Regions from separate parts of the Homo sapiens genome. Here region 2 is linked to region 1. Evidence: read pairs that join two places in POLR2A ChIA-PET (ENCODE). Cell type or tissue: PC-9. All regions are shown on one strand. Each heading gives the region's core, and the rest is flanking DNA. Links, peaks and the distances in the headings are about the cores only.

Region 1 (5,405 bases), core at 223-5,222:
TGCTCTTTCCTCCGGATATTTGAGATGGAGTCTCACTCTTTCACCCAGGCTGGAGTGCAGTGGCACAATCGCAGCTCACTGCAACTTCCGCCTCCCAGGTTCAAGGCGATTCTCCCTCTTCCACTTCACAAAGAGCTGGGATTACAGGCATGCACCACCACGCCCAGCTAATTTTGCCTCTAAATGAACTAGCTAGCCCTACAGAAATCTGGACTCAAGTAACAGAGACAAGAACCTAATGGTCATCAGCCATCAGAAGGCAGTTGGCTTCTATTCTTACTGCCAGTGCAAGGATGAGACACCAACATGCCAAGAACACTTCATCCTTGGCTCTCCTGAACTGTGTTACAATATAATTTGGAGAAATTAGCCCTCCCCTACAACTTCCTCAACTCCCCTGTAAAGGAGGGTTAATACACCCCACTGAGAAAATCAAAGAAAGGAATGCAAACACCTGATAGGAAATTACTGCGTGATTAAAAACACACAGAAGGATAATATAAACATCACCTGTATCTCCTTTGCGTGAACTGGGAGAGTGTTTTGGCATGAAACCTACAATTTGGTGACTGATTATATCCTCGCTAGTATTGCTCTCTGCTTATTTCATGTGTGTTTGTTCTCCTCCCTGTCCCCTCCCTTCAAGTAAGATCCAAGGGTTGGGAGGAGTCATTCCTTACTCCTTACTTATCTCCTACAGCAAAGAAGAATATTCATGGAGTAGGCACTTGAACCCCTTTACTTCAAAACAGCCTGAGCACAGACACATCACCTTCAGGGAGAGGCTGTGCAGAACCGATGTCATTTTCTGATTTCAGCAGCACCATGCATCACAGAGCCCTCAAAGATACGGGGAGGCAGAAGGCCACAGGCTCTGAAGACTCCACCAGCCCTGGAGAGCATAGAGCAGGGCAACTCTAGACCTTCCCCATTCCCATACCGTCCACATCTGGCACACACTCCATACCAATGTGGGCAGCGACATGGAAACCCTGTCCAACTCCAGACCCCCCACCTGAGGGGCAGTTAGTAACCGTGTTCAGTGTCCAAATGTGCCAAAGGGAACAGAGCCTGGCACAGGCAGAGCTGGGCATGAGGGAGTCACAAAATTAACTGAGCAAACTTAAAGCCCTCACAACTTGCAAAGAGGGAAGTCCGTCTTTTCCAAGCTCTAGATTTAACAGTCTTCTGGCATGATTTGCAAACCTCTACATTTCATTAGGTTCTCTTAAGTTCTCCAGAGTTCTGCAGATCCACTCAATGGCCAATTCATTTTGCAAAGTACTCTTCTGACTGAGTCACCAACACCGCAAGACTGTCTGGCCCCTGAGTTCCCACATGGAGCCCCATGACTTGGGGTTGCTACTTGGTGAATAGAAAGTTTTAATTTTGATTTCACAGGATCCCAGCAGCCATGAGAACATTAAAGCCAAGATTCTGATAGAATGAGCAAATCAAACTCAGAGAGCCCTTTCCTAATTTTCTTTTTTAAGGAAGTTGGCAGAGGGGCAATGTGACAGGAGCTGAGTACCAGCTTTGTCACTACCAGCTAGCTCTACAGCCCAGGCAACTACTCAACCTCCCTGGGCCTCAGTTTCCTCATCTGTAAAATGGGGGGTGCAGGTAGGTTCTCCATCTAGAAAGGCCACACAGGCCTGCAGGAAGCCCAGGCAGATCAGAGCCACACAAACTGGAATTCAAATCCCAGCTCTGCCACACACTGGTAGTGCATGACCTTGAGCGAGTTAGTGGCTTTTCTGAGTTTATCTGTAAAGAAAAGATTAATTCCGACTCTGCATTGTTGTTATAAAGAACACTGATAACATCCCAGCCCACAGTAGACACTTCAACCTTCAGTGCCTGCTATATTTATCTTCTGCTAACTCTAAAACTGCACTCCAATAGAGTTGTTTTGCCTTTTTCCACATTGCAGACTCCAGCATGTTCAGCCTGCTCTAGGACAGAGGCTCAAGAACACGCTTTCTTTTCTTCCCTTTGAGTTAAGGCACAGCACCCAGCCTCCTGTTTAAATTTCTATTTAAAGAACTCACCTGGCAGGCAAAGTGGTTTAAGATCAAGAGGCACCTTCCACCAGCCACACTTCCATCCCCGACAGGTTCAGAAACTGCGGCCCGAGAAAAGCCGCATTCTATAGAAGTTTTCAAACCTGTCCTGTGAAACATTTTTAATCTTAGAACACCCAGTTTTATGCTTCCATTTAGTACACTTAAATAAGTCAGTTTCCCCAACTGTAAAATGAGAAGGCTGGAGCAGGAGATGTTTCCAGGATGTTCCCTCCAGCTGTAGCATTTTAAGATGCTGCGGTTCATCTCAGACTGTCATCCACAGAGCTACAGACTGAAATGTAACAACACTACACACAACTGCAAACACAGAGACAGAGGCAGACCAGTTGTCCTCCCCAACCTCACTTGCCAACAAAATACTCTGTAATAACATCAGGGAGGTGTAGTTAATGATACTTATGTCTTATTTATGCCCAATTACATTGGATGGTGGTTGTTTTTATTTAACTGTAGGTGCTCCCAACCATCGAAAACTCCCTTTCTCTCAGTCATTACTTGACTTTCATGAATCAGAATATACCACAGCAAACTGAATCCCTATGAAACCAGTACAGGACTAACCTGCTTTCTTGTTCTTACCGGAAAAGGCAGGGGACACACTCACCCTCCCTTTGGGCTCCACGTTCGGATAGTGTCTTCCCCAGCTGCACCACCTTATTAAATCTTAGGTTCAGGTCAGACAGGGAGGGAGACTCCCAGCCTGCCTGCTGTCTCTCAATTTCGGTTCTTGAGCAGCTGCCTCCCAAGGTGTTACAAATCCAGCAGCCACTTGTTCCTGCTCATTCATTCTCGTTCCTCTCCACCCCCCACACAAAATCTGGCAACCAGGCAGGAACACAGTTCCAGCTCTGAGTCACTGCCCCACTGTGGCCAAGGGGAGCAGTGGCTAGAGGTAATCAACCAGGCAAGCACTTCATGTCTCTAGAATCCAATTCTTCCGTTCTTTGAGACCGTGGGGTTGGCTGCCCCTCTAGAACCAGGACATAAAGAAACACCCCTATCTACAGCTCTGGAGTCAGAACAAATTGCTCATTCAGGTTTGCCCTACCATGCTGAGCTGAAATCAGCCCCAAAACAGAGCCTATCTTTGGTGAAGAAACAATGGCTCCTTATCAATATTTCATACCAGTCAGGGCAGGGAAAGGTTTGAGTGGTTACAGGTCAGCAAACCCACTCCCCCTGGTAACAATGATTCTTTCCTCAATGCTTGGGATGGCTAAGGTTCTCTCAGCACCGATTTAACCATGTGGCACTCACTCCCAGAACAGGTCTGAAAACGAGAAGGGCAGAGGGGTTAAAAAGAGAAACCAGGCACCAAAGTGAAAGATCAACACTGTGGCTCTTTTCATTGCAAGCTACGTAGTTCTACAAGTCACAGTGCAGGTGACACTTGAATATGAGCTCCATGGGGCAGAGACTAGTGTTTTCACAGCTATGTTCCAGGGCTTAGCATAGTGCCTGGCACATAGTAGGTATTCCACAAATATTTGAATGAAAAAAATACAAGGGGTTTTGTCCTGAGTCCACTTAGGATGACTGTATTACTAAAACTCGTATCCATCTTTTCCCTTTTAGAAACCTCCATATCCTTCATAACTCCTAATACTACCTGTAGTGAATGTTCCATAAATCTTTAAATGTGGAGATGATTTACTGTTAAACCAAAGAAGCTCAAGCTTTAGGGCCCCTCACTTTCACAAGCCTCCTCCAGGCCCCAGGAAGAGCCCTACCAATGTGTTTACATGCTTTCTGCAATTTTATGTATTTTTAAAGAAAGCTCCCCAAACTATCATATTAAACACCAAGCCCTACAAAATACCGAATTGCCATAGCAGAATGAATGAATGACTCACAAGCCATGCTGGCATATTATCCTAACAAGGGCATTTGCTTGGACAGAACTGTTTTGGTCACAGAAGAGGTATACCCTAGCCTACAGACACAGCCTAATTAATCACAAGTCCATCACTAAAAAGACTGGATTAGGTTTAAGAGCACAAACCCCACACATTCAACACTTATTAAAGCCCAACTATTTGCTTAGCCCTCTGAGTGCTTTGGAGAAAAATAATGATTAGATCATAATCACCCCCACAGAATAGTAGCTTATAATCCAATAGAATAGACTGATATGGTCATAAGTACATATAAATATATATTTCATATGTATATACACATATTCACACACACACATACACACACACACACAGAGTTCAGAGTGGGTGTCGTCATAGAAAAGCAAAGCAGACCTACTTGCTATGTATCAACCTAAAAGGCATAACACCCTAGAAGGTAAATTATATTATCTTCATTTCACAAAAGAGGAAACTGAGGCCCAAAGGAGTCAAGGGCCGTTCTAAGATCATATAACAAGCAAGTGGCAAGGTCAAAATCCAAGTCCAGATCTGCCTAACTCCAAAGTGTGGGCTTGTTTCTAGTGGCTACATGTCAGTCAATGGCTAGTTGCTGTATAGAACCTCCAAAATGTCTTGGGAGATACACTGGCTTTGGAGGTAGAGAAACCACATCGGGCACCAGCAGAAGTTGGCAAGCTTCGAAGACTCACACTCTTAAGAGTGGAGGAACAGGAAATGCGAGGAGCTTATTCATCAGTTATATAGAAATAATCCTTGTTCACCAGGAAACACCCTAGCAGGAATTAGTGACAGCTATCTTGGGAGCCAGCAGGGGCCACATGAGAGGCTGCCACCCTGTGGCTTTGTCTCCAAATTTCCTCATCCTTGTTACCAGTTTAAGCATGCTGGAGCACTGCTCTTGTTCCATTATCTCCTGCCCAAACACCCTCCATGGCTCCTCATGTTAAAGCCTCTTTATCTCTCACTGCTTCCTGATACTCTTGGCTTCTGTCAACTTTAACTGCCCACCAGTCCCCAAGTCATCCTTTCTTTTCTACCTCTGGGCTTTGGCTCCTTCTGTCCTTTTCCCTAAGGATTTCTGCCCAATCTTCAAGGCTCCTTCTCTTCCAAGTAGCCCTTCCTAATCATGCCAGACCACTCTAATTTCCTCCTTCCTCAACATTCTTAGCACTGAAGGCTTACACTCTTCAGTATTAATATATAGCAACACTCCCCAATTGTAACATAGAGGAATTATACTTCCCAACAGCTCTTTTCATTTTACTTTTCAAAAATTATTTAAGTACTGCATGCTACAGAAGGGTATGAACTAAAAAGCAGTTCCTTTTCCTGCCTCCAATTCAGTGTCAATCCCAGGGGCAACTACCTTTATCAGTTTCTTGTATATCCTTTTCGGGTTTTGCACTTACAAAATTTTTATGAACTTAAAATTTTATATATA
Region 2 (5,405 bases), core at 201-5,200, 1.2 Mb before region 1:
GCATTGCTTGAGCTCAGGAGTTCAAGAACAGCCTGGGCAACATGGTGAAACCCCATCTCTACCAAAAATACAAAAGATTAGTCAGATTTGGTGGCATGTGCCTGTGGTCCCAGCTACACGGGAGGCTGAGGTGGGAGGATGGCTTGAGCCCAGGAAGCAGAGTTTGCAGTAAGCCGAGATCACGCCACTGCACTCCAGCCTGGGCAAGAGAAAAAAAAAAAAAAAAACTTCCATAAAATAGGTGCTGACTCCAGTTTTTGCCAGCACACAGGTATGCAGAAGGTGACCAACAAGTTTGAATACTTTACCTTTCTGAAAGTGCTCCCCTATGAATTGTTTAAGGGCAAGGGTTACTACACTCACTTTATAGATAAGGAAACAGGTCATTTCTTTCTGAAGGGAAACAACTGGGATGTTCAGTGAAAAATCTTTACTGAACACTATGGGTGGGTCAGGTACTATTCAAATGCTTGATAGGCATTATTTCATTGAATCCTCAAAATAAATGTATGAGATGGGTCCAGTTGTTACCCTCAGTATTATAGATGCAGAGTCTGATATTCAGAAGGTTTATATAATTTGAGAAATTACACAATTATACAGTGCGTATATAATAGCACTGGAGTTTGAACCCACACCTGTCTGGATTTGAGGTTCCTAAAGCCATGTTTTAATTCCAGCTCTGATATTCACTGGCTGTATTACTTTGAGCAAGTAACATTTCTGAGACTCGGTTCTCTTAACTATAAAATGAAGATGAAAATTCTCACCGCTGATATGAAGGTTAAATGTGACATATATATACTGCCCAGCAGAGAGTCTCAGCAGGGATTAGGAGTTTAATCAAGTCTACTCTTCCTTTCATTTTTACTTTTGTCCATCTTGCATTAGCCACTCCCCAGAAGTTACCTGAAAGATAACTCAGTTTGTTGGGGCTACAACCAGTTGACAGCTTGGGGCTTCAAGCCTTTGTTTCACCATTTGCAAGATAAGGAAATAACAGCTATTCATGAGGATAAACTGAGTTAAAGCATAAGCAGCCAGCACAGTGCCTGGCACATGGACGGTGCTAAAATAAATATTTGTGAAAGAAAAGAAGGGAGGGAAGAAAGAACCAGAATAATGGTGCCCAGGTATTCAAGAACTCGCACTCAGCAGCTCTTAGGGCCCGGGGATTGGTCCCACCAGGCTCTGCCAAAGGTTGAGTAGGAATGTTCCTGCAGATGGTGAATGTCCTGTGGACCTGCTCAGTGCTATTGATCAATGTGTTTTATGATGGATCTAATTAAGCTCTCTAACGAGGGATCACAAGATAACAATTTATCCCGGAACCATCACTCATTAAAATGCCATTTCAGGAGATGACATCGTTCCAGCCTTAATTGGCAGAGTTTGCGTGACTGGAATCCCTTGGGAGCAGAGATGCCCCTTGTCGTTTGCTTGTCACCTCTGTGGTGAGAGGGGCTTAGAACAGCCCTGAAAGGCACATGAATTTGTCAGGTATTGCCATAGCCCAGGCTCCACCTACCCTGCTGCAGGTGGCTTTCTGGAGCGGGTGACTCAGCAGGTCACTGACAGGAGCCTGTGGCTGTGCAGAGGCCCGGTTTTGGAATAAGAAACCCAGAACTTTAGTCAGCTCCTGGAATGACAAGGCAGGAAGACTTAGGAAGTGACCATTCCCATCAGCCTCAGTTTCCTCTTCTATAAAGAGGCCTTCCCTGCCTGCCTCCTGGGTTGGTGGAAGATTTAAGGAGATCATGGAAAGGCTTATAGAGCAGTGGAAAGAGCACAGACTTGTAAGTGAGATTCTCCAGGTTCAAATTCTTGTTCTTCAACCACTGGCTGTGTGACTATAGACAAGCTACTTAGTGTCTCTGAACGTTGGTTTCTTCAATAATAGTGCCTAACTCAATAGGATTCTTGGGAGGATTTTAAGAGCTTTATAATCAGCTTGGTTTCTGAGGATCCCAGGGACACAGAGATGAAAAGGCATGGGGGTTTTCTGAGAGAGCCTGTAATGCCTTAGTATCAGAATAATAACTGTGTCACGACAGATTACAAACCCAAAGAGGACCAGAAAAAGCTATGGTGGCTATACCCACAAGGGAGGAGGAGGCATCTGAGCTAGATCTTGAAATAGAAGACCTTTCCTAGTTGCAGAATAGAGGAAAGGGCATCCCAGGATGAGTGAGCCCTCAGCACAAATAAGCAAAGCACCTGAGGTTGGAGAGAGTTCGTGCGTTCAGAATGCAGTAGTGCTCCCTTCTCCGTGGATAATGCCTGAAACCATGGATAGCACCAAACCCTGTATAAAAGACGTTTTTCCTATACATATTCCTATGATAAAGTTTAATTTATATATTAGACATAGTAAGAGTTTAACAACAACTAATAAGAAAATAGAATGATTATAACAATATAATAAAAATTAGGTGAATGTTATCACTCTTTCTCAAAATATCTTATTGCATTGCACTGTAAGTTAAACAAGGGTTACTTCAACACAAGCACTGTGACAGTCGGTGTGATAACCCAGAGGGCTACTAAGTGACTATCCGGCAGGTAGCATATGCACTGCACAAAGGATGGTTCATGACCTGGGTGGGGCCAAGATTTCATCACACTGCTCAGAACGGCATGCAATTTAAAACTTGGGAATTATTTATCTCTGGAATTTTCCATTTAATATTTTCAGACCACAGTTAACCACAGGTAACTGAACTGTGGAAAGCTGCTGCGTCATCCCATTGCGGAAAGGCGGAAGGGCAAGCAAGCAGGTGCGGAAGATATCGCAGTGCTCCAGAGCTCCCTTTTTACAGCAACCCACATTTCACTCCTGTGGTAATGGCATGAATCCATTCAGGAGGGCTCCACCCTCATGACCCAATGTCCATCTAAAGGCCCCACCTTGCAGCACTGCTGCATTAAGAATTAAGGTTCCAACACATGAACTTTTGGGGGACGTATTCAAATCGGAGCACCTTGCAAAGTATTTGGATTTCCTTATGAAGGTCACTGAAACCTCACATTGGGTGAGTTTGATGAAGTCTCATTATAGAGCTTGGACCTCAGAGGAGGAGAAGGGAGGAAGATACAGGTGCTTCTGCCAACAAAGGTGGCTTGGAGCCTTCAGAGCAGACCTCATGTTTCCCAGGACCAGGAAGAACAGGGCCCCCGTGTCCTAAGTGCCATAGACTTGTCAGGAGCATTTGCAGAAACCAAGATGGCAATGGTGCCTTGAATTTTGGACTGCTTTCCTCCCAGAGAAGGAGACTGGGTGTGAGGTGGAGGGAATTAAAACTTGTAGAGCTGCTATCATGCATTAGGGGATGTAGCATTCGATTCTCACAACACTCACCATCAGGTATAATTGTCCCCATTTACTAAATGATGTGTTTGGGTCTCAGAAAGGGTTAGTGACTTCTCCAAGGTAACCTGCTAATAAGAGCAAAGTCAGGATTTGAGCTGTGGTCAGTTGGTGCCAAACCAGTGCTTCTATCACTTCATGCTGTCTCACTAAACATTGTCACATTTAGGACCTCCATTCCTCAGGTTTGAGATGTGGGTGATTTAGCTCCATCTTTCAGAAGGGGAGCTTGAGACCCAAAGAATTCTTCAAGAAGCACCTTGCTCGTGGACACTCTACATGAGATAACTTTCTGATAGAAAACAGAGATGCAGTTTTGATCCGACAGCAATGGTATTGAGGAATGTGTTTTTCCTGGAACTCTGGGATGGATTTTATGGCCTGATTCCAATTTGCCTTTCCAGAGGCCATTAGCCTCTGCTCATTCCTGACTCCTGGGGCAGATGGGAACACTCCTGGGTCTTTAATTTTTGAGAGGGTGTAGGAGGGGGCTGATGCCATTTTCCTATTGCATAATAAAATTATTTCCTTAACAAAAAAGGGGGATCCACAGTTTCCAATTCAAATGCTTTTTTAAAAAACAGGGGGGAAAAGTAGCAAAAAATAGTCGAAAGAATGCACCCCTAAATGTGAAATTGTTCAGAAATACATATTTGTAATAGGATTCAAAGTGTTCATGACAGCTACTACTTACAGTGTTTAAAAAGTTGCAATTAGTACCAAAAGGCTTGGATGAAGAAAACATCCTATCATAGGCATATTTATAAAACAACTTCCATCAGCCAAAGGAAAAATGGACAGAACTCTATTACAAGCTTTTTATATTTGAAGAGCAATTTCTAATAATATATCTAGAAGCCATTTCTGAAATTGACTTAGTGTGCATGATCTGGGATTAATGTTTTCTGCAAAATCACATGCTCGTTTGAACGTAAACATTTTGCACTTCCGTTCCACCTCCTGGTTCAGAAGAATGCACCTCCAATGTGTAAAATGATCTATCAAAATTAATTGTGAATGCCCTAATCCAATCAAGTCCACCTCATTAGGCAAACATTTAAATTATTAAGTTAAATAGTGGGATATTTCAATATAATCTTGTTATGCTATTTTTATGGCAGTACAAATGCTGTCTACAGATGGGCTCTGCTTCCCAGCTTCCTTGCTATTGTTGATGAGCTCGCCACCTCTGTTGCTGGATTTCACACGTGTGTGATATTGGTCTAGTCACAATCCTGCATTCCCTCGCTACCTCAGCAATTACTGATGGAGCTCCTACTATGTGTTAAAATTTGAAGGCTAAAAAAGACCTTCAGGATAATCTAGTCATCACTTTTGCAGATACAGGAACTGAGATTCTGAGAGGTTGGGTGCTTTTTTATGGACCATGGAGCAAATTTGTGGCAGAGCTACTGGTAGAACCTTCTCTTCTTGATTCTGCATCCAACCATCTGCTTTTTTCTTCTTTCCTTGTCCATTTCTCTCTCTAATTCAAACATAAAGATGTAAATAAAATAGATCAGATTCGTGCTGTTCATATTTTATATCATTAGTATTTTGCAAAATTATTCTTTTTCCCACCATTTAATAAAAGATATATTCCCAACCTGGTTGCTCTTCACAGAGCTTTAAATAGCTTGTCCTTTCTAAATTCCTCCAGCTAGCAAACAGCTATTCATCATTCCATAGTTCCTTGAAGGCCAGCCCAACAGAGACATGTTTGGAAGAAATAAGATCTTGATGTCTCAGCCTCCAGCCCCTAAATTAGTCTCTGGGTATGTGGATATTGAGAGGAGGAAGAACAAAGGAGTAAACAAACAGGAACTAAAGCGGGCTTGAGGTCTAGCCATGACCAGGGTCCAGATGCCCATATTGGGATCCTCTTGGGAGCTAGAGAACACAGTCCTGTCCTCAGCAAACCCCTTGCCCTACACCCCAAGGGAGTTATGTCTATGCTGTCTAAAGATTCAGATTTCACACTGACTCTGAAGGCAGGTCTAAGGAACCTTTAGACTTTACCCTACTTTTGGGAACGAGG

The links. Peaks named below come from ENCODE experiments on the same cell type or tissue, not always from the same donor. Only the 100,000 strongest peaks of a DNase experiment are listed, where the experiment ranks them.
Region 2: POLR2A ChIA-PET joins it to region 1 with 5 read pairs; 1 of 35 experiments calls an interaction of 5 or more read pairs at or near these places.

Annotation. Positions count from the first base shown.
Region 1 is chr11:16,878,593-16,883,997 of GRCh38, forward strand. All of the region lies in intron 3 of PLEKHA7 (pleckstrin homology domain containing A7), which reads right to left. Among named protein-coding and RNA genes, the nearest start is that of SNORD147, 45 kb to the right of the region's middle. In PC-9, for the core only: CTCF peaks have their summits at 3,019 and 4,900; DNase peaks (open chromatin) are centred at 2,919 and 4,709; H3K27ac peaks cover 2,035 bases.
Region 2 is chr11:15,653,074-15,658,478 of GRCh38, forward strand. The region is part of intron 4 of LINC02751 (long intergenic non-protein coding RNA 2751); the gene reads left to right. Among named protein-coding and RNA genes, the nearest start is that of LINC02751, 100 kb to the left of the region's middle. In PC-9, for the core only: no CTCF peak of the experiment used is centred there; DNase peaks (open chromatin) are centred at 298, 1,628 and 2,688; H3K4me3 peaks cover 2,380 bases; H3K27ac peaks cover 4,292 bases.